2 separate regions of the Homo sapiens genome follow, and region 1 is linked to region 2. A link is a loop called in an ENCODE intact Hi-C map of the cell type or tissue named here. Cell type or tissue: OCI-LY7. All regions are shown on one strand. Links, peaks and the distances in the headings refer to the core of each region. The heading gives the core; the rest is flanking DNA.

What was found. Hi-C counts contacts between places; a loop is a spot of excess contacts. Peaks named below come from ENCODE experiments on the same cell type or tissue, not always from the same donor. Only the 100,000 strongest peaks of a DNase experiment are listed, where the experiment ranks them.
Region 1: a loop joins it to region 2, with 3 times the contacts of the local background. A loop is called at or near these places in 5 of 110 quality-filtered maps.

What each region holds. Positions count from the first base shown.
Region 1 is chr2:224,590,549-224,601,701 of GRCh38, reverse strand. No RefSeq gene overlaps it. Among named protein-coding and RNA genes, the nearest start is that of CUL3, 11 kb to the right of the region's middle. In OCI-LY7, for the core only: no CTCF peak of the experiment used is centred there; a DNase peak (open chromatin) is centred at 6,211; H3K27ac peaks cover 735 bases.
Region 2 is chr2:224,352,742-224,363,894 of GRCh38, reverse strand. No RefSeq gene overlaps it. Among named protein-coding and RNA genes, the nearest start is that of FAM124B, 44 kb to the left of the region's middle. In OCI-LY7, for the core only: CTCF peaks have their summits at 3,913, 4,115, 6,135 and 6,339; DNase peaks (open chromatin) are centred at 4,104 and 6,314.

The sequences.
Region 1 (11,153 bases), core at 1,479-9,478, 240 kb before region 2:
ATTTCATGCCTTTTTCCCATCAGGGAAATCTGCGCAATTTCAGTTCATTCAAAAGCTCAAGCTAAATGTTACACTTTTGGACATACTGTTTGTAGCATTAGGGTGCCCCTGTTTATGACATATATGATGCCTGAAAGAAAAGTATATAGATCAAATTCTACTATATCAAATTAGAATTAAAGTGCATTATGGAAATTTTTTACTTAAAGGAATCCTATAGTGAATCCATTTTGTCAAAAACAGCTGTACTTAGTGTGACACACGGTGACTAGTGGGAAAGCCTTAACCAGAGTCGAAACTCTGAGATTCTAGTGCTGCTGAACATTTGTGTCATTTGTGACAAGAGGTAGGGACATTGAATTAGATAATCTCTAAAGGTTTCCAGTTCAGTTTTCCCTTTCCTGGAGTGCAGTGGCTAACAGCATTGGCTATAGACCCAGACAGATACAGTTTCTGTATCTGCTGCTTATTGGATGTGTACTCTCTGAATGTTATATAACCTTCTTATGCTTGTTTCCTAACTTGTAAAATAAGGATAATTCCCCATACTTCAAAAGACATTTGTATTAAATTAGATAACATTTATTTATTTATTTATTTTTATTTATTTTTTTGAGACGGAGTCTCACTGTGTCGCCCAGGCTGGAGTGCAGTGGCGTGATCTTGGCTCACTGTAACCTCCGCCTTCTAGGTTCATGCCATTCTCCTGCCTCAGCCTCCCGAGTAGCTGGGACTACAGGCACCCGCCACCAAGCCTGGCTAATTTTTTGTATTTTTAGTAGAGATGGGGTTTCACCGTGTTAGCCAGGATGGTCTCCATCTCCTGACCTCGTGATCCGCCCACCTTGGCCTCCTAAAGTGCTGGGATTACAGGCATGAGCCATGGCACCTGGCCTAAATTAGATCACATTTATTAAGCGCTTTGTGCAGTTCTTGGCACTTACTGGGCACTGATAAATTGCAACCAAAGTCGTTATTAATTCTATGTTTTCATAATCAAGTTCACTTAATGTGAGATTTTCTATCATACAAGCATTTTCTGGACTCTTTTAAATAATGTCTGACTACTAGTAATTTAATCCATGCATTCATGTTTTTCTCAACATTTTATTGAAAATTTCCAAACATATTGTAAGGTTGAAGGAACTGTGCAGTGGTATTATCATCTATTTTTCTACCCATCCCTATATCCATCCAAAATCCTTATTATTTTGATGCACTTCAAATCAAGTTGAAAACATCAGTATACATCATTCCCAAACATGTCAGCCTGCATATTGTTAAACAGAGTTTAGAATAAAGAGTTGCCTATGGTTCTTTTTCTTCCTTTTGAGCTAAAATTTCACATATAATAAAAGTATGTATTTATTTTTACATTTTAAGGTGATTCAGATATTCAGAATTGAATCACCAGTTATGTTTGCTGTAACACAATGCATCAGAATGGCTTTAAAATTTGGTGTTAAAGGAAAACCTCACCTTACAGGCCAGCTGAAACACACCAAGTTTCTCTTTAGTTGGTTGATTTATTTGGGTACATGCAACTTGACGCACAGTATACCCATATCCAAAAAACAATAAACTGCAATAAAAGAAGTTGTACTGCGGTTACTTAAAAAAAATTCTCTTAACCATAGCTGGGACATTTAGATAAATATAAATTTTCTGGTGAACTGAGAAAATTTTTTCGCTTCAAAACTTGTTGAAACTTTAGCTCCTTTCTCTAACATAGAGAGAACACTTAGCAAAACGAAATCTTTTCTCGAAGACGGTGGTCATGAGTAAAGATCATAGTAACAGACAGAAATAGAGAAGTTGCAGATGGCATGGAAATTGACTGACTTTGTGGGACCCCATACCCACCGCAAACCAAGCACGAGGGTGTTTGTTTTATTGGCTACTTTATTTGTTGGTTTTGCATATTGTGTTTTTTTGGTTTTATGTGTTTATTTTGATGGCATTTATTTCACCAGAGCAGAGACAACAAAGCCTGATTCTTAGGTCCTGGTTACTTAAGGTTTTTCTATATACTGTAGAAAATTCACTCTGAACACACTGGGAGCTTTTTCAAAGCAAGGGGACAATTCAGCAGGGCAGTCAGGAACATGGGTCAGGAATGCAGCCACGCACACTTCCCCCTGGAGTTCTGCCACCTGCTAGCTTTACAACCTCAGGCAAACCTCTTCACCTTGCTAAGGTATGAGTTTTTTGGGTTTTTTTTTTGTTTGTTTTTTTTGAGACGGAGTCTCGCTCTGTTGCCAGGCTGGAGTACAGTGGCCTGATCTTGGCTCACTGCAACCTCCGCCTCCCGGGTTCAACTGATTCTCCCGCCTCAGCCTCCCGAGTAGCTGGGATTACACGCACGTCCCACCACACCCAGCTTAGTTTTGTATTTTTAGTAGAGATGGGGTTTCACCATGTTGGCTAGGATGGTCTCGATCTCTTGACCTCGTGATCCACCCACCTCGGCCTCCCAAAGTGCTGGGATTGCCGGCATAAGCCACCGCGCCCGGCCAGTATGAGTTATTATTACATTTTCAGTCTATTACTGAAAACTGCAACATGGTAGTTTATCAAGTTCTTAAGCATAGATTCCCCATTTTTCAGTCATGCAGCAACATCCGCTTAATGCCTCCTAAGTGCAGAACACTCAGGATGACAACAAAAAAATATTTATTTTAACGTTCCAACTTTTAGGAGCTTCATCCCATTATCTTGCATAATTGGAATAAAGTATTTGAAATAGACTATTCAACAGAAAGATGACATAGTTGTGAAACATCTGACTCTAGAATTGGACAAACCTGAAATTAGACAAAAGGGTTTGAATTCCTCTCTCATGACTAACTTATGTGGTGACCTTAAGCAAGTGACTTAACCTGTCTCTGATATGACAAGTTACTTAATCTCTTGAAGATATGACTTTCTTACCTGTAAAATGAGGAAAACAACAAAACACAAGCAGATATTTACGAAGTGCTTATTATTTGCAAGGTGCTGAGTGAAGCACACTCAACATTCCCTAGCTCATTTAATTCTCACGACCATTTCGTGAGGTAGGTACTTTTACTGTCCCCTCCTTTATGTTTTTAAAAAGGAGCACCCAAGGGCATTTGGCTAGTTAGTTGACCCCAGTGCTCTTTGTCACAATACTATTATAATAATAGTCACACAGGACTGTGTGAGCATGAAACAAGCAATGCAGTCATGACACAGGCACACAGGTGGTGTTTTATCAGTGGTAGCCCTCCATTCCGTTGGGAAAGTATACCCCCGTGAAAATACCAGAAATTGTACCTTAGATATTTCCTTACTTTAGGAAGTTAGGCCAGGCGCGGTTGCTTATGCCTGTAATCCCAGCACTTTGGGAGGCCAAGGTGGGCAGACCACTTGAGGTCAGGAGTTCAAGACCAGCCTGGCCAACATGGTGAAACCCCATCTCTACTAAAAATACAAAAATTAGCTGGGTGTGGTGGTGCATACCTGTGATCCCAGCTACTCGGGAGGCTGAGGCAGGAGAATCGGTTCAATGTGGGAGGCAGAGGTTGCAGTGAGCCAAGATTGTACCACTGCACTGCATCCTGAGCGACACAGCGAGACTCCATCTCAAGAAAAAAAAAAAAGAAAAAGGCCAAGCGTGATGGTTCATGCCTGTAATCCCAGCACTTTGGGAGGCCTAGGCAGGCAGATCATGAGGTCAGGAGATCGAGACCATCTTGGCTAACACAGTGAAACCCTGTCTCTACTAAAAAATACAAAAAATTAGCCAGGTGTGGTGGCACACACCTGTAATCCCAGCTACTTGGGAGGCTGAGGCAGGAGAATCACTTGAACCCGGGAGGCAGAGGTTGCAGTGAGCCGAGAATGCACCACTGCACTCCAGCCTGGGTGACAGAGCGCAACTCCGTCTCAAAAAAAAAAAAAAAAAAAAGGAGGTTAGTAAATGATCCCCCCAAAAGAAGCAATAAATTATGAATAGATCTGACGTAAAATACTAACTTCTATTCCCAAAGGGAAGTTTCCTTGTTATGCCAGCTGTTCACATCTTAGGGAGACACATGCACTTTTGCTACCAAATAGTAAAGACAGGGTCAAGCGCTTGAGGGGTTCCACAATGACTGATAAAACATTTTTGCATCAGTCAAGTATAAACATTTCTGCACTAAACATCCCAATACCAAATTCTCACATACCCCCTCACCCTTCTTAGGAGGGTCCAAAATGAACCCAAGATCACACTTTATTCTTTGGCAATGTCTTGATTAATTTGTAATGTAAGGTGCCAGTTTCTTATCAACAAGCAGGAAATGAAGAACCAAATCCCAGCGTCCTTCTCAGGAGCCAGACTACAAGAAGAGGAGCGCCCAGAGGGCCAAATGGGCCCCTCTCCTGAGAGTCTTATATTTATGGTTTCTTCCCCATATATTGGCTCAAGTAGGACACATACTTGAATCTCTCTCTCACATTATTTTCTCATGTGTTTTATATAGATGTGTCTGCCTTACTAGAAATTTTGGCAAAATGATAAAGCAGTTTCTTTTTCTTTTCTTGAGATAGGGTTTCACTCTATCGTCCAGGCTGATGTGCAGTGGTGCTATCATAGCTCACTGCAGCCTCGACCTCCTGGGCTCAGGTGATCCTCCCACCTCAGCTTCCTGAGTAGCTGGGACTATAAGCACACACCACCACATCTGGCTAACTTGAAAAAAAAATTTTTTTTGTAGGCTGGGTGCAGTGGCTCACACCTGTAATCCAAGCACTTTGGGAGGCCGAGGCCGGAGGATCACCCGAGGTCAGGAGTTCGAGACCAGCCTGGCCAACATGGTAAAACCCCGTCTCTACTAAAAATACCCTGACTCTACTTGGGAGGCTGAGGCGAGAGAATGGCTTGAACCTGGGAGGTGGAGGTTGTAGTGAGCCAAGATGGCACCACTGCACTACAGCCTGGGCAACAGAGCAAGACACCATCTAAAAAAAAAATAACAATTTCTTTTTCTTTGGTAGAGATGAGGCTTCACCATGTAGCCCAGGCTGGTCCCATAGTTATCTATTGAGTCTACCTGAGCATGAAGCTAATTTGGTTTCTGTGATTTTGTGCATTTGGTTTGCTTTATTTTTGGAGGAGAGAGTTTTGGAGGGTAAAGGGCCTCTTCCTCCCCAAGTTGCACTGTGTGGGCAACCACCTTGTTCTCATTTGCCTGTGGCTAGTTTATAGATCACATAAAAGCAGGTAACAGTGAATAAGGCTTCTCTAAGAGCTTCTGAAAGAGCAGCCCAGAACCCCTGACAGGAGAGTGCAGGTGTCTGTGAAAATGTGCACACCCACGGTAACTTTTGGAACAAGCCTCACCTTTCCGTAGGGCCCTGCCTATGATGTACTTTTCTTTGCTCTCATCATCTGAGAACTGTTGTGGATGAGAACTATTCTTCAGTGCAGTTTGAGGCCTGAGATCATGCACCTTCATTAGCCATACACTATTATACACACACACACACTCACACCTCCTGGACATTTCCCTTCAAACTCATTAATCTCCATGTAAATCTCTTCAGAAAGAGATAAACAAACAGGCTCTGTACTAATAAGTGGTAGTGGTTGACTCCCAAGATCTATTCCACCTCTATGACTAGTATTAACTATGCCCATCCCCCTTGGCACTGAATGGATTAAAACAGGAATGTAACCTAGTCTTGGCTAATGAGCCATGAGAGAGAGTCTCCTGCCTCTGGGAACAGTTTCCTACCCATAGTACAGATCCATAAGAAGGAGACAGTCTCTCTTCTTCCTCTGGTCTGGACTTTGTTGTATCTGTGATACCTATAATGACTGTAGCCACCTTGCCACCAGTCAAGTAGGAGCCCAGGGCCAAGAAAACTATCACAACGTTGGGCTGGAGCCCTGCGATGTAGCATGCCTGGAATCCATCCTGCCTCTGGACTTCGTGCTATATGACATAATATATTTGATTACGCCAATTGGAGTTAGGTTTTCTGTTACTTGCAGTGGAAAGCAATTTAGCTGATTCAGATGCTGTCTGTTTTGTTGCTATAACAGAATACCTGAGAGTGGGCAATTTATAAAGAAACAAGGTTTATTTAGCTCACAGTTCTGCAGGCTGGAAAGTACAAGAAGCATGGTGCTAGCATCTGCTTGGCCATGAGCTAGGTCAAAACATGATGAGGGTCAAAGGGGAAGTGAACATGTGTGCAAAGAGATCAAAGAGGAGGAGGAACCTCACTTTATAAAACCTCCTTTCAGAGGAATTTTTTTTTTTTTTTGAGACAGCGTCTCACTCTGTCACCCAAGCCGGAGTGCAGTGGCAGGATCATGGCTCACTGCAGCTTGACTTCTCAGACTCAGGTGATTCTCCCACCTCAGACTCTCAAGTAGCTCAGACTACAAGCACATATCACCATACCCAGGTAATTGTGTGTGTGCGTGTATTTTTAGCAAAGGCGGGTATTCGCCATGTTGCCCAGGCTGGTCTCAAACTCCTGAGCTCAAGAGATCCGCCTGCCTTGGTCTCCCAAATTGCTGGGATTACAGGCATGAGCCACTGCACTTAGCCAGGGAATCTATTCCTGGAGCAGTCCAGTCTTGTGAGAGAGAGAACTCACTACAGCAAGAATGGCACCAAGTCATTCATGGGGATCCGCCCCCCATGATTCAAACACCTCCTACGAGGCTCCACCTCCAACACTGCCACATTGGGGATCAAATTTCAACATGAGTTTTGATGGAAACGAAAAAACCATATCCAAACCATAGCAGATGCACTATAATTTTCATGGGCAAACTTAATTGTTAGCAGTCATCTAATGTCATATATTTCTCCAATTACTCATCTACTCTACTGCTTTGAGTAAATAATTATAATTACTAATATTCTGTGGGTTCAAAGGTATTAGTTGTTGATATGGAGGAGAGTCTGCTGACTTGTTTTAAAAAGCAATATTTCATGCCTGTAATCCCAGCACTTTGGGAGGTCGAGGCGGGCAGATCACCTGAGGTCAGGAGTTCGAGACTAGCCTGGTGAAACCTTGTCTCTACTAAAAATACAAAAATTAGCCAGGCACGGTGGCGGGCGCCTGTAATCCCAGTTTACTTGGGAGGCTGAGGCAGGAGAATCACTTGAACCACAGAGGCAGAGGTTGCAGTGAGCCGAGATCACGCCACTGCACTCCAGCCTGGGCAATAGAGTGAGACTGTCTCAAAAAATAAAAATAAATTAAAAAAAAAAAAGCAATATTGCTTGTATTCAACTAATTTGTAATCCTTCCCTATCCCTCCCACCGTCACTCATTAGCATGTAGCACTGGTTAGCGTAACATTGGAAGTAGCCATGAAAATTCATCAAAAACCAATGATGAATGAGTTGATCAAACTACAGCCACATGGACCATTCCAATTACCTCTAGATGCCTGGACATAATTATGGGAAGAACTGCCTTCTTATCAATAGACATAAAAAGTACTTCAGCCTGTAATCCTAGCACTTTGGGAGGCCTAGGTGGGAGGGTAGTTTGAGCCTAGGAGTTTGAGACCAGCCTGGGCAACAAGCAAGACCTCATTTATACAAAAAATAAAAAAAGCCAGGCGTGGTGGCATGTACCTGTGGTCCCAGCTACTCTGGAGGCTGAGGTGGAAGGATTGCTTGAGCCCAGGAGTTCAAAGCTGCAGTGAGCTGTGATTGCACCACTGCATCGGGAGACAGAGTGAGACTCCATTTCAAATAAAAAAAAAAAAAGGACTTTGGAAAATATAGTATCATAGTTTTGATCAAATTATTAAGGGTGATTTAATTTGCCATGTAGTTATGATTAACATGAGTCCCTTAACTTTTCTGTTTTTGTAATGAGTGAGGTAAGGTCCAGCATTGTTGCCCTTTTGGACATGATAAATGTGTCATCTCAGTGGGGAAAGGAATGCAGGCGAACAAATGATGATGAATTGGACCACATGTATGTAGTTAACAAATCCAAAGTTTATGATGCTTATGTTTTAGAAAGAACATAGTATAAGAAAGCTCATGAGAAGTGATAGTATACATTACTTTGTGCGTTTATTTTGAGCCCATTGTTACATCTTAAAGTCATTATAACAGATTTAAAGTTTTCATCCTAGATGTGTAGTGAACCAAATCTTAATCTAAATACTGAGAGGGTGTCAATAATTTAAAGCCTGTTGAAGATTTTGAACTGGTTTAAAATTCAAAGTTGAGTTCCCATCGCTGTTTCTTCTTTTCCATTGTTTCTGGGAACCTTGCTGCTCTTGACTATCCCTGGAAGGACAGATAACCTGGGAATTTCCTTCATAGATAAGAGACAGCTAGTGGAAAGGTCTAGTGAAATGAACATTGCAGGGAAGATGAATGCTGATTGGAAAGTGATATGCTTGAGACAGGATGAAAGTATAGGTACAAGATATACGTGAAAGAGAGGTCACTGTGTAAGAAATAATGGAAGTGGGCATCAGGGAAGAGACAGAGACACAGGATGTGGTAGTAGTTGCATAAATGCAGAAACCAGGCCAGGCACAGTGGCTCATGCCTGTTATCCTAGCACTTTGGGAGGCCAAGCAGGCGGGTAAATTGCCTGAGCTCAGGAGTATGAGACCAGCCTAGGCAACATGGCAAAACCCCATCTTTGGTCGGGGGTGGTGGCTCATGCCTGTAATCCCAGCACTTTGGGAGGCCGAGGCAGGCGGATCACGAGGTCAGGAGAGCTAGACCATCCTGGCTAACACGGTGAAACCCCGTCTCTACTAAAAATACAAAAAATTAGCTGGGCGTGGTGGCGGGCGCCTGTAGTCCCAGCTACTTGGGAGGCCAAGGCAGGAGAATGGCATGAACCCGGGAGGCGGAACTTGCAGTGAGCTGAGATCACGCCACTGCACTCCAGCCTGGGCGACAGAGTGAGACTCCATCTCAAAAACAAACAAACAAAAAACAAACAAAAAAACCATCTTTACTAAAAATACAAAAAATTTGCTGTGCGTGGTGGCCCGCGCCTGCAGTCCCAACTATTCAGGAGGCTGAGGCATGAGAATTGCTTGGATCCAGAAGGTGGAGGTTAGAGTGAGCTGAGATCGCACCGCTGCACTCCAGCCTGGGAGACAGAGCAAGACTGTGTCCAAAAAAAAAAAAAAAAAAAGGCAGAAACTAGTAAACACGCTTGTGACGCTTGTGTCATTTACCAAACCTAGACTGAAAAAACAAAGATGAGATTAGAAATTAACCATAAAACAACTTCTAATATTGAGTTCAAAGTATGTGCGGGGTGTTGTGCTAAATACTTTATCTACATTATTTCACTTAATTCTCAAACTAGTCTTAGAGGTTGGTACTATTATTAGCCTAATTTTACTATTGAGAATAATTGGGGCTCATTTAATACACCGCAGAATGCGGATTAGAACACAGATAGTCTGACTCCAGAACTGGCACTTTTAACTATGATGCTCTATTGTTTTACACTTTAATATATGAGTTAACATGGCAATGCACAGAGCCACTGCTAATCTATGTGGTGGCTTTGTGCAAATCAGAAAAAAACAAAAGGCCCTGCCCACCTCCAGAACAAATGCAGCTCCACAGCTCCAAAGCTTAGAGTGGAGGTGGCATCTCTGACCAAGCAAACAGGTGCTCCGTCCTCCAGGTGATAATGGCCCTTGCAGGGCACAGGCCTTGGATACTAGTCTCCATTTGCCTCCTCAGCTAGACACCTCCCTACAGTGCACAGACTCTATAACTCTATGAGGGGCTTTACCATAATTTATATTAATATATGTTTTTTACCGTTACCACTCTAAGGGCTTGTTTACAAGCTCTCTACACGAACATCCCTTGTTAGCCTCTCCAGATCTAAAGTTCACCTTCCTCCACCCTGGACAGTTGTACCCTTGTGACTTTTATGGACTCCATCAATGGCTCCCATCAATGGCTCCCTTGAGCTCTGGCTTTCAGTTAGGTTCACACAATGGGAGGCACCAGTCAGAAATCCCACGGAAGGAGGAAAGTGAGGCGGGTATTTTGTCTGTTGGCAGCCTTCTCACTGTGCCAGAAAGCATCAGTAGCTTTGGTTTCCCCCTAATGCCTCAGTTTGTCAGGCAGCTCTCTCCCACAGTAATAGCAAGAATCTCTGGTGTCCACTTCTTCCCTTTTGTCCTTCAAGCCTGGAAGCAGTGCAAGGCCCCCTGCTGTTGCTAGTCCTAAGCTGCTTCATCACCCCTTGATCACCTTCTATCTCTACCCATACCATGTGAAAGTCCTGTAGTTAAACTCTTCTCAATTTCCCTGTTGGAGTGAGCCATCTGTTTCCTGCCAGGACGCTGAGTGACACATGGGGGAAACAAACTTTGACTATTTTAAGCAAAAATGGAATCTGGGGAAGGCATGTTTGGAGTCACAGAAAACTAGGGGAGGTAGGAGGACCAGGGTTGGACAACAAGCAGGAACCAGAGGACAGCTGGAAAGTCGAGGAGCAGGAATTGCAACTAAAGTCATTCTGTGGGAAGAGCCCAGGCCACCCACTGCCACTGCTTGAGTACCCACCAACCATCCTGTGTCCTTCAGTCACCTACTCAACAGTCAGAGCTTCTAGGAGAGGGTCTGATTGCCTGTGTCTCCCTGTACCTCCACTCCCAGGCCGAACTGGGCAGAGGACAGGGAAGATCAGACCCCTCCAACTACCATGGTAGGAAGTAGAAGCCACTATCCACCAAGACCACACCCAGTGGGTGATTCTGTTAAAACAAGAGACCAGGGTACTAATAGGAAATACCTCCTCCCCTCCCCAAGAAAGGACAAACATCACTATACTAATTAACAGAAGAATATGAAACTGCCTTTACAACAGGCATCTAAAGTAGTTTTTTTCCTCAAAAAAAACCAAAAAAAACCCCAAAGGTTCATGTAGAGATAGCCACTTCTCAATGAGAATTTCAGTAACAGAGAAGTTCCATACCATTTTTAACCAATTTCTCATAAATGAAAATTCTTTAAAAGGTTTTTAACTAGGTTTGATGTAAAGTTGCTGGTTTTATCCTAACAAGGTGTCCACTTGTCACACTATTTCAGAATTGCCCATTAAAGGGTTTTTTTTTGCCCAATATCTAGCCATGCAAAAATTAGAGGACTCAGAGACCAATAACT
Region 2 (11,153 bases), core at 2,005-10,004:
CAAAAAGAGTATAAATCATGTACAACTAGTAAGTGGAGCCCTGGCTGTCTGACTCACTGATTCCTGCCTCTTCATGACGTTGCCACGTGTGGATAGCTGAGCACCGGCACCAAAGAATACCTAGTTCCTAATCCCCAGATCTGTGAATGTTACTTTACATGGCAGAAGGGATTTTGCAGATGTGATCAGTTAAAGGTATTGAGATGGGGAGATCATTCTGGATTATCCTGTAGCGTAAATGAATTTATAGAGGGAGGCAGAGGGAGATTTGACTACCGAAGAGGAAGAGGGTGGTGGGATGTGAGGATGGAATCATGAACCAAGGAATGCAGGTGGCTTCTAGAAGGCAGAAAAGCCAAGGAAGCACATTCTTCCTTAGAGCCTCTAGGAAGAGCTAGGCTGGCCAACATCCTGATTTTTGCCTTGTCAGATCCATGTTGGACTCTGGCCTCCAGAACTGTAAGATAATAAATTGTTGTTGTTTTAAGTCACTCGATTTGTAGTAATTTTTTATAGCAGCCATGGGAAACTCATACACTGTAATTCTCAAATCTTTTCACAGAAACACATGGAGACAATGTTCCCAGGGTGAACTTATGTTCATGGGCATACCCACACGTTGACACCCTTGACTTCTACCCAATTAAATAGTGTGTAGTGTTTGTGGATAAGCATGTGTGTGTGTGTATTTGATGAGGGCGAGGCATGATAAACACATGTTGTAAGTATGTGATTTAGTAGTATAAAAGATCTGAAAATTCATTTTTTAAGAGAATGTGAATATTAATCTAATACATCATTTTAAACCTTATTATTTTGACTCCACAAAAAATATTAAAAAATATACCTATTTGTACTTACCATACCTAATGCCATGGTTTGAATATGGTTTATTCCCAACAAAACTCATGTTAAGGCCTGGTCTCAATGTGGCAGTGTTGGTAGGTGGTGCCTTTAAGTGGGAATTGGGTCATTAAGATGGATTAATGTCTTTCTCATGAGACTGGGTTAGTTCTCAAGGGAATACATTAGTTCCTTCAAGAGTGAGTTGTCATAAAATAAGTTTGCTTCTTGTGTTTTTCCCTATTTTCACATACCCAGTTCCCCTTTCATTTCTCCGCCATCTTTTGATATAGCATGAGGCCCTCACCAGAAGCCATCAGATGCTGTCTCCCATTATTGAACTTCTCAGGCTGTAGAACCATGAGCTAAATAAACCTCTTTTCTTTATAAGTGACCTAGTCTCAGGTATTCTGTTATAGCAACACAAAACGGACTAAGACAAGGTAGCATTGAAGAATAAACTCATGTATAGCTTACTTGATTTTTTGTAGTAATATACATTATTATTTACTTTATTAGTTTGATGTGGTGATAATTAACTTCCACTGAAACCCACAGAAATGTTCTCAGCATTATTTTTCACTCCAAAAAATGTAAAAATGTAAATGTAGATGGTCTACTCTACTTTATCTTTCCACGTCTTTCTTTCTTCTTTCTTTCTTTCTTTCTTTCTTTCCTCTTTCTTTCTCTTTCTTTCTCTCTTTCTTCCCTCCTTCCCTTCCTTCCCACCTTTCCTCCTTTCCTCCTCCTCCTCCTCCTTTTTCTTCTTCTTCTTCTCCTTCTTCTCCTCCTCTTTCTTTCTTTCTTTCTTTCTCTCTTTCTTTCTTCTTTCTTTCTCTCCTTCCTTCCTTCCTTTCATTTTTGAGGCAGGGTCTCACTTTATGAGCCAGGATGGAGTGCAGTGGTGCAACCTCTGGGCTCAATTGATCCTCCTACCTCAGTCCCCTGAGTAGCTGGGACTATAGGTGTGGACCCCCATGCCTGGCTAATTTTTGTATTAGTAGAGATGTGGTTTTGCCATGTTGGCCAGGCTGGTCTCAAATTCCTGGACTCAAGCAATCCACCCACCTTGGCCACCCAAAGTGCTGGGATTATAAGTGTGAGCCACTGCACCTGGTCTCTTGTCCTTTTCTTAATAAAGATGTATCCACAGTTAGAAGGATAAGGAAAAGGGACAGAAAAACAAAATTCACAATTCTGTACATCAATCCCAGGTCACCATTAGAGATTGGGGTCCAGGGATGTTTTCATTCTGCCGGCATAAACTGTATCCTTTAGCTCTAATTCAGAGCTAAGATGATCAGAATGCAAGTGATGGGAAGTGGGGTTATGATTGGAATAACCTGGAATATTAATTGATAAAAACTGTAAACTTGGGTTCTATATTAATTGTAAAACACAAGCATTTTGTCAAACAGCCATGGACACAGACATCCAGTGTTCACTGGGATAGACAGGAAGGTACATTTCCCTTTTGCACAGCAACCAGGGTCCTATCATACTGCACAGGTTGGGTGTGCACACTTGAGGAACTACCTTCATTATTTTTGCATTTTTGGACTCATGTTAGTTAAGATAACTTTTCAGAGGGGACAGCTGAGGGTTGCAAAGAAAGTTTTCCTTTTTCCAATTTACACAAGGATGCCGTATAGGCTAACAAGAGGCCATGAGGGCATTTGCCCAGACATGGTGGGAAAGGGCCAGTGGCAGAAAGCAATGGCCTTATCAAGGCCATTTTTACCCAGAAGAGGTAAAGACAGCAACTGAGAAAAGGCAAAAAAGACACCTGTCATTGCATATGAGCCTCACAGGTCCCAGTCTTAGTGGGACTACCTAGAATTCCTTTGTTAAAAATCACTGCAGTCATTTTTATGTAAGATGACTCATGTACATCACAGGGACATGCTGATGCCTAACTGATATTAGTGTTAAGTGGATTCTTGTTTGCGTAATACTTTATTGATCATAAAAATTATCTTTAAGTGGAAAAACAATAATCCACAGAAGCAGTTAAACTATATAATAGAAGGATAAAAAATTTCTAAATACTTTTGCTAATTTTCATTCCTAGTTAAACTTTATGCCAAGCAAACTTGCAACCTACTAGATTGTCACGAGGCCAAGTTAGTTGGCAACAAAATGTAAGTTGCCCACGTATATAATTGAGCTCTCCAACTATAACAAGTTCTCATGTTTCATTTCACTCTTAGAAGGAATTGTGTGCAGTATTGACTCATAATTTGTTCTACTGGAGGCTAAAAAGCTTGTCAGGTGGCAATGATTTACTTGAATTAATCAAGAATGTACTAGTTTAAAAAAGTGATTTTTAAGTCTTTATAAATCTCCAAATTAACACTGAATAAAGAAATGTAGAACATATAAAAGGAAATAAAAATGTTGGATTCTTTTCTTTTTCTTTCCTTTTTTTTTTGAGACAGAGTTTTGCTCTTGTTGCCCGGGCTGGAGTGCAATGGCACCATCTTGGCTCACTTCATCCCCTTCCTCCCAGGTTCAAGGGATTCTCTTACTTCAGCCTCCCAAAGTAGCTGGGATTACAGGCATGCACCAACATGCCCGGCTAATTTTTGTATTTTTAGTAGAGACAGTGTTTCACCATGTTGGCTAGGCTGGTCTCAAACTCCTGACCTCAAGTGATCTGCCCTCCTTGGCCTCCCAAAGTGCTGGGATTACAGGTGTGAGCTACTGCGCCCAGCCTAAAAATGTTGGATTCTATCCACAATGGAAATCTCTTCCCAGAATTAATCTCTCCTTTTCCTACCCTCCCATATTTCCTTGTATCTCTGTAATGGCAATGATCACAGTTTGTCTTATAATCTATGCTATGTTGCACATGTACCTGATTCCTCTAAGGAGTAATGAGGGGTGATGAAGACTAAAGATTATTTTAAAAATTATTATATTCTCTAAATTACACAGTAGAATGTTTAGTTCATAAGAGATGTTACATAATAATTCTATGCATTATAGTTGGCCATCATGTCTATGGGTATAAATTTATTCTAATCATGTTGAAAATATCAATATTTCAAAACTGTCTTGAACCTTATTAAAATGTTTTAAAATGTAGATTTCATTATTATTCAATTGTGAATATTATTCATACTTATATTATGATTCAATTGTATATAATTTAATTATGGTGAGGCCAACAGATCAGGAGACAACTGCCAGACTGCCATTGTAAAGATAGCTATTGCTCACAGCTCCTGGTGGAGGGGGCATGCCACACCATTCACGGCCACATGGGAGAGCACTAGGGCAAGTCAGGAGGCAGAATTGGTGAGGGGAATAGTGGGCGAGGACCTTTATCCTGGTTTCCCTGGTGGGGTGGGCTAAGCAGGCTTAGGATTGGCTAGTTTGAATAATTCCAGTGAGCTCTGGGGTGGAGGGACTGCGTCTGGTTGTCTAGTATTTGGCCCTGGGGTGATTAGGGCAGGGGAATATTGGCCTGAGTCTGAGGGCCCTATGACAGATGCTAAAGGAGGTGGCTGGGTGTGGGCTCTGGGGTCGTTGCTTGGCATCTGAAAGGTGCACTTGCAGGTGAGTCCTTTACTATCTCTAGAAATTGGCTGGCCTGATTCAGGCAGTCTGTCTAGAGTCAGCAAGGTCCTAGATGTCAAAGCATCAGAATAAAAAGACACACTTAATACAAGTGCGGAAACTGCTGCCCAACATATAGAACAATCAGAATAGGAACGGCTAACACGCCCAGAACATGTGATTTGTGCCTGGCCTCGTGCCATGTGCTGTGCACCTGTGAACCCAGTTCATTCCCCACGACCCTCGGAGTTGTGCTGTTTTAACTTGCCCAGCAGTATTCTGCTGGTAAGTTTCTAAATTAGAAATTTAGAAATTTCTAGACAGTCTGTCTCTCAAGAACCAAAAGGAAACAGATCTTTTTTTTTTGAGACCAAGTCTGGTTCTGTCACCCAGGCTGGAGTGTAGTGGTGTGATCTTGGCTCACTGCAACCTCTGCCTCCCGGGTTCAAGCAATTCTCCTGCCTCAGCCTCCCAAGTAGCTGGGACTACAGGTGTGTGCCACCACGTCTGGCTAATTTTTTGTATTTTTAGTAGAGACGTGGTTTCACCATGTTGGCCAGGCTGGTCTCGAACTCCTGACCTCAGGTGATCTGCCCGCCTTGGCCTCCCAAAGTGCTGGGATTACAGGCGTGAGCCACTGTGCCCGGCCAGGAAACATTTTTAATGCAGGTGGCATGGGGCGGTTCAAAGAACATAGCATCATAGAGAGGATGAGCTTAGCGAGAAGGTGAGTGCAGAGTGGACTATGCATTCATCCGAATGGAGAGAAGAATGAAAGAATATGTTTCTAATGAATGAAATGTATGTACACACAAAATTTCATTAAGCTAAAAGAAGTGTATACTCTTAATGATACTCCATTCTGATGTTTGTTCTCCATTTGTCCAAATGAACTCAAATTAATTGCCTTACATTAAAATGTACTTTTCATTTATTTATTTTTAATTTTTAAAATTTTTTTATTTTACTTTTTGAGACAGAGTCTTCCTCTGTCACTCAGGCTAGAGCACAGTGGCACAGTCTCGGCTCACTGCAACTTCCACCTCCAAGATTCAAGTGATTCTCCTGCCTCAGCCTCCTGAGTAGCTGAGATTGCAGACACGCACCACCACGCCTGACTAATTTTTTTGTGTTTTTAGTAGAGACGGGGTTTTGCCATATTGGCCAGGCTGATCTCAAACACTTGACCTCGTGATCCGCCTGCCTCGGTCTCCCAAAGTGTTATGATTACAGGCATGAGCCACCGCGCCCGGCCAAAATGTACTTTTTCTTAAAGAAAAATGGAAGGGGGTTGGCTTCAGCAGTGGATGGGTTTTGCCGGTTTCCCCAGCCAAAAGTCTCAAAGTGTTATGGCCACTTGCAGGTCAGAGAGGATATCCCTTCTGAGGGGTCAGAGTAGGGACAGGATGCGTGGAGGTGATGTGATGGTGGGAGGTCCACTTTAAGCCAGGCCACCTGCAATTCTGTCATTGGGAGCACAAAGATGGAGAAAATGAGGCTGGCACCCAGGCCACTGCAACTGGCCTTAAAGAATCCCTACCATTTGTGGTAATTTGTCACAAGGAAGCCAATTTTAGACCATCTGCATCTTGGAAAATTTCAAGACCATGTCTTATTGGAGCTATATCCAAGCCAGTGTAGTCTGAGACCATGCCAGGAACCCACTCAAGAGTCCATCTTGTTCTAGAAGACTAAAACACGTGTCGAAGTAACCCCGCAAGGTCTATATCAAAACCAAGAATCCTTGGGCTTCCTGTAGCATAGCATTCAGTAAATATTTACCCAATTAATTCCGTTTCATTGAAGAAATCTTGACCTGCACAGGGAAAAGGTGTCACACATCCACAATGTACACTCTCACTGTTTTAATGAGTATTTGCAAGTTCCCAGGGCCTTGGGTGCATCTGTAGTAAATGAGCGGGGTACTATCGCCACCTTGCGATGAGAAATGGAAGTATTTTCATTCTGAGAGTTGATTATGCAATGCTTCATTTAAATATGGATTAGTTTCTGTCACTTGCTTTTGATCAGTCCTTTCATTTTCATGTTTTGTTGCCTTACATATATTTACAAGAATTTGCACTAAATTAAAAAAAATCTGCACTAACCTAAAGTTGGTGAAAAACACCCTCAAACCTTTTGAAGCAAGGAAGGGGCCACTGTCGCTGTCTCTACAAGTCCCTAGCCTATGTTTATTCTCAGATGGGCTGAACATAGCAGATTTGGGGCCAAATACCCAAAATACCAGGACATCTGTTGTAATTCCTAGGAACTTCTGACCATTTTAAGCATTCCTTCATAGGTAATTATTACAAATTTCTCTGTGTTTGTCAAAGATGATTGGTGCTACCTCCTATATTGATTTTACTCCTTTTTTTTTTTTTTTTTTTTTTTTTTGACGGAGTCTTGCTCTGTCGCCAGGCTGATCTTGGTTCACTGCAATCTCCACCTCCCGGGCTCACGCCATTCCCCTGCCTCAGCCTCCCGAGTAGCAGGGACTACAGGCGTGTGCCACCATGCCCATCTAATTTTTTGTGTTTTCAGTAGAGACGGGGTTTCACCATGTTGGCCAGGATGGTCTCGATCTCCAGACCTCCTGATCGCCCACCTCGGCCTCCCCAAGTGCTGGGATCACAGGCGTGAGCCACCGCACCCGGCTTCTTCTTTTTTTTTTTTTTTTAAATGAATGAGAGGATTATCTGTTATAAAATCGGGCTACATATTTTGTAAACCTTATCTACAGAGAACATTTCCAACCACTGGAAATTAAAATAAGCAAAATATTACTAACAGGGAAAACTTCACATTGATTCTAAACTAACATAAACCTTTTTAAAATGTATCAGAAACTAGCTTGTTTTACCCCCCAAAATAGGACGTTCATAGATTTTAAGGGTGATCCATCTCCCATGCAATATTCAATCATTTTATTCTCATGAATTGCTGCACGGGCTCTGTAATTTGTCTGCCTCTTGAAGGCGCTCCATGTGGCTGTGACACTATTTTGGAGAGAGGTTGCTGTTCTCATAATATTTCCTCCTGGTCTTTTATTATTCCTATTTCACTCTTCTCATCACCCTCTCACCCCGTCCTTGCTAGCACCCATAACTTTTAAGTGTTATTTAATATTGAGCAGGAAATATGCTTTGTTGAACATGGAAAGAGTGTGTATTTGTAGGGGGCAAAAACAGGCCTTTTTGCTTTTTGCTTAAAAATAAGAATCTAGGTCTTGTTTGCGGCAATAATTTAGATAAATAAAAAAATTAATCAGGATCCTAAAATATGGAAGGTACCTGGTATTTAAAAGGAAGAGTTGCCTGACAATATCTTAAACAGCTCTATAGTCTTAATCTTCTGGGGAGAAACACGAAGGAAATCAATCAAGAAATTATATCCTGAGTCGTGTTAAAACCACTCCCTCCTATTCTAATATGGCTCATTGGAACCCGAGTGGAAACAGGACTGGGAAAGAGGGCTCATTTCGCTACTCCAGAACAATACTTGGCTGATGGAGTCCTTTGGGTTTCCTGAGGGTATGAATTCAGGGCCCTGCTCACCCTGTACATCCCTCTGTCAGAGCGAGGTGGATATCCTGAGTATGATCATTGATTTCTGGACCTGTGCAAAGACAGCATGTCTTAGGCCCTCCTTAGAATCATGTCCTCCTATGCCTTAACACGATAGCATCCCTTTTGGGTTCTAGCTCTGAAAAAGTACGAGCAATTGAGAGGCCAATGAGGGCAGAATTCTCACATCATTAAAAACCCCCAATACCACCCTGACCTTTGAAGATTTAACCTTTGTACAGCCCCAGCTGAGTTCTTGCTGGTTAGGAGGTGCTAAGTGGACACATTTCTCCCAGGCTGTTTGAGGAGGCTCTGAATGCCCTGGGGAGTTAGTACACAGCTCCCACTGCACACCCACAGGCTCAACGGGTGCTCTTCAACTTCCCATGTGGTTTCTTATTGTCCCAACTAAATGAGAAGCTCTTTCATGGGCAGGGAAGTTGTCAAGTCTCTTTAACTCTCAGGGAAGCTCAAGAAATTTATGGGAACTCAATACATGGTTGGGACTGATAATCAGATACAGAATGAAGAATGAGGAGGATGGAGGAGGAAGAAAAAGAGGAGGAGGAGAACAAGAGGAAGAGGAGAACAAGAGGAGGAGGAGGAGGGAAGAAGGAGGAGGATGAGGAGATTTGAGGGATAGTTCTCAATAAAACCCGGGGCATCAGAAGAGTGAAACAGGGAGTCAATGTTCAAAAGCCCTGAATTGGAGCAGAACGATCGCACCTACTGTGATCTTGTCATCTTAGGTTTGGGGTCTTGGATTATCCACCAGCAGACAACAAAAAGTGAGGCAGCATTGTTCGTAGGCTAGGAAAAAAGTCAAACCAATTGTTCCAAAGCTGGTAATAGAGGAGTTTCTCAGCACATCCCTCCTGCTCTCCCCGCACCCCACCCCGGGCTCCCACAGCCCCCGGGGAATCATCAGCCCAGGGCGTCCACATGGAAGAACCGGGTCAGAGGCCACTAATAGACTAAGAGGCATTGCTGATGGCAGAGTTCCAGATTTCCGCCTTTTCCAGATTTAGGCATTTTTATTTTGCAAGAATATCCCCACAGAATGGTGATCAGGCACATCTTAAATTTCTGACATAAAGAAGCCCAGGGGCCAAGAATGCCTGGGAGGCCCTACATCAGGGCGGTGATGGTTGCAGTAGAAATAGCAGCAGCACCAGACAGCACCATTCCAGCCAAGGCAGCCGTGGCCTGAGCTCCTGGGTGGAGGCTGCTGCTGCTGCTCCTCTGTTCCTACGTTCAGAGTTTCATCCCCAGATGGAGGCGATCTGCTCCACCGTCGACAGAGAAGGATGAAAATGACCAATGGTTCCAACAAAAGCTTGACTGTTTTAGTAATGATAGTGGGCAAGTCTGGCAACAGGTAAAAAACAATGACCACGGTAGGTGGTAACAGGTAAGGGATGGTGCCAGCTCTGAGGTCTCGTTGGTGGAGCTCTGGAGGGGATGGGAGAGAAGAGGAACCAGGGTGTTCTGCAGACCTCCTCTGGGCCGGGTTCTGAGACGGCCATTTAGCATCTTTCTTTTTTTTTTTGAGATTGGGTCTTACTCTGTCGCCCAGGCTGGAGGGCAGTGGCACGATCTCAGCTCACTGCAACCTCCACCTCCTGGACTCAAGTGATCCTCCTGCCTCAGCCTCCCAAGTAGCTGAACTACAGGCATGTGCCACCACGCCCAGCTAATGTTTGTACTTTTTTTTTTTGGTAGAGATGGGGTTTCACCATGTTGGCTGGGCTGGTCTCGAACTCCTGACCTCAGGTGATCCACCTGCTGACCTCAAGTGATCCACCCGCCTCAGCCTCTCGAAGTGATGGGATTACAGGAGTGAGCCACCGCTCCTGGCCCCATTTTGCATCTTATTACACTAATTTATATTTACTTTTAATTATGAAATCTTTCAAATATGCAAAAGAGTACAGAAAATAATATCACAGCCTCATGTAATGACACCTAACAGAACAACTGTAAACATTTTGTCAATTTTCCTCACATCTCTTCTGAGGTCTTTTTCAGCTTCTGGGTTTTGAAGGGGTTGCTTTGGGGGCATGCGGTAGAGCCCAGCTGCTATAATTTTAAAAACAAATAAACAAGGAAGCCATAGCCAACATTTGGCTGCTAAGAAGGGCAATCGTGATGCGATTCTTGTGTCAATTCATATATTCTGTTTATTCCTTATTTTCAAAAGTACTTTATAATTTTCGGGTTTTTTTTTTTTTTTTTTTTTTTTTTTGAGACAGGGTCCTGCTCTGTCGTCCAGGCTGGAATGCAGTGGCGCGTTTATGGCTCACTGCAGTCTCGACCTCCAGGACTCAAGTGAGCCTCTTGCAACAGCATTCCAAGTAGCTCTCAAGTAGCATCCCAAGTAGCTCAGCATCCCAGCTAATTTGGATGCTGAGGCAAGAGGATCGCTTGAGTCCTCGAGGTTGAGGCTATTTTTGTGTATTTATTTTTTGTAGAGATGGGTTCTCATTATGCTTTCCAAGCTCTTCTGGAACTCCTGGCTCAAGCAATCCTCCTACCTTGGCCTCCCAGAGTGCTGGGATAATAGGTGTAAGCCACTGTGCCCGACTTGATTTTCTGTTAAAGAAAATTTGTGATTCCTCTTCCTTACACGTGCTTCTGTTTCCCTGTGTTCTTATGCGTTTTTATCCTTTTGATGTAGTTGCAACCATGGTTTCCATGTAATTCTGTGTTCTACTTTCCCTCTGCTATGGCCACAGACTATTATTTCATAAATGTCCATTTCACTACACAGTTAGCATCTATGGTAAATTGTAGTAGCTGCAGGCGATACTGTTGAGCTTATAAGCCCAGATTTCCTTTGGGGGAAATTTAAGTTATTTATCTTGTTTTTTTTTTCCTTTCTGTTCCACAGTATGATCCTGAAGATTGTTTAGCGGCATTGAACTGAGCTGATTTGTGCTCCTAATTTCATGGCACTTCATCACCATCATTTTATGCTGCAGCCCCTCTTTTATTTTAATTTTACTTTCTTCTCTTTTCACTCCTGGTTCCCAATTTCATTCCCCTCCTCACATCTTGTATATTTACTATGTGCCCTTCCAAGCGACTTTCAGCAAGTTTCTTTAGATGTGTGTCCAATGAAAAACATACTGTATTGCTTTTGCTTTAAAAAATGTACTGAAATGGTATTATGCCCTAGATCCA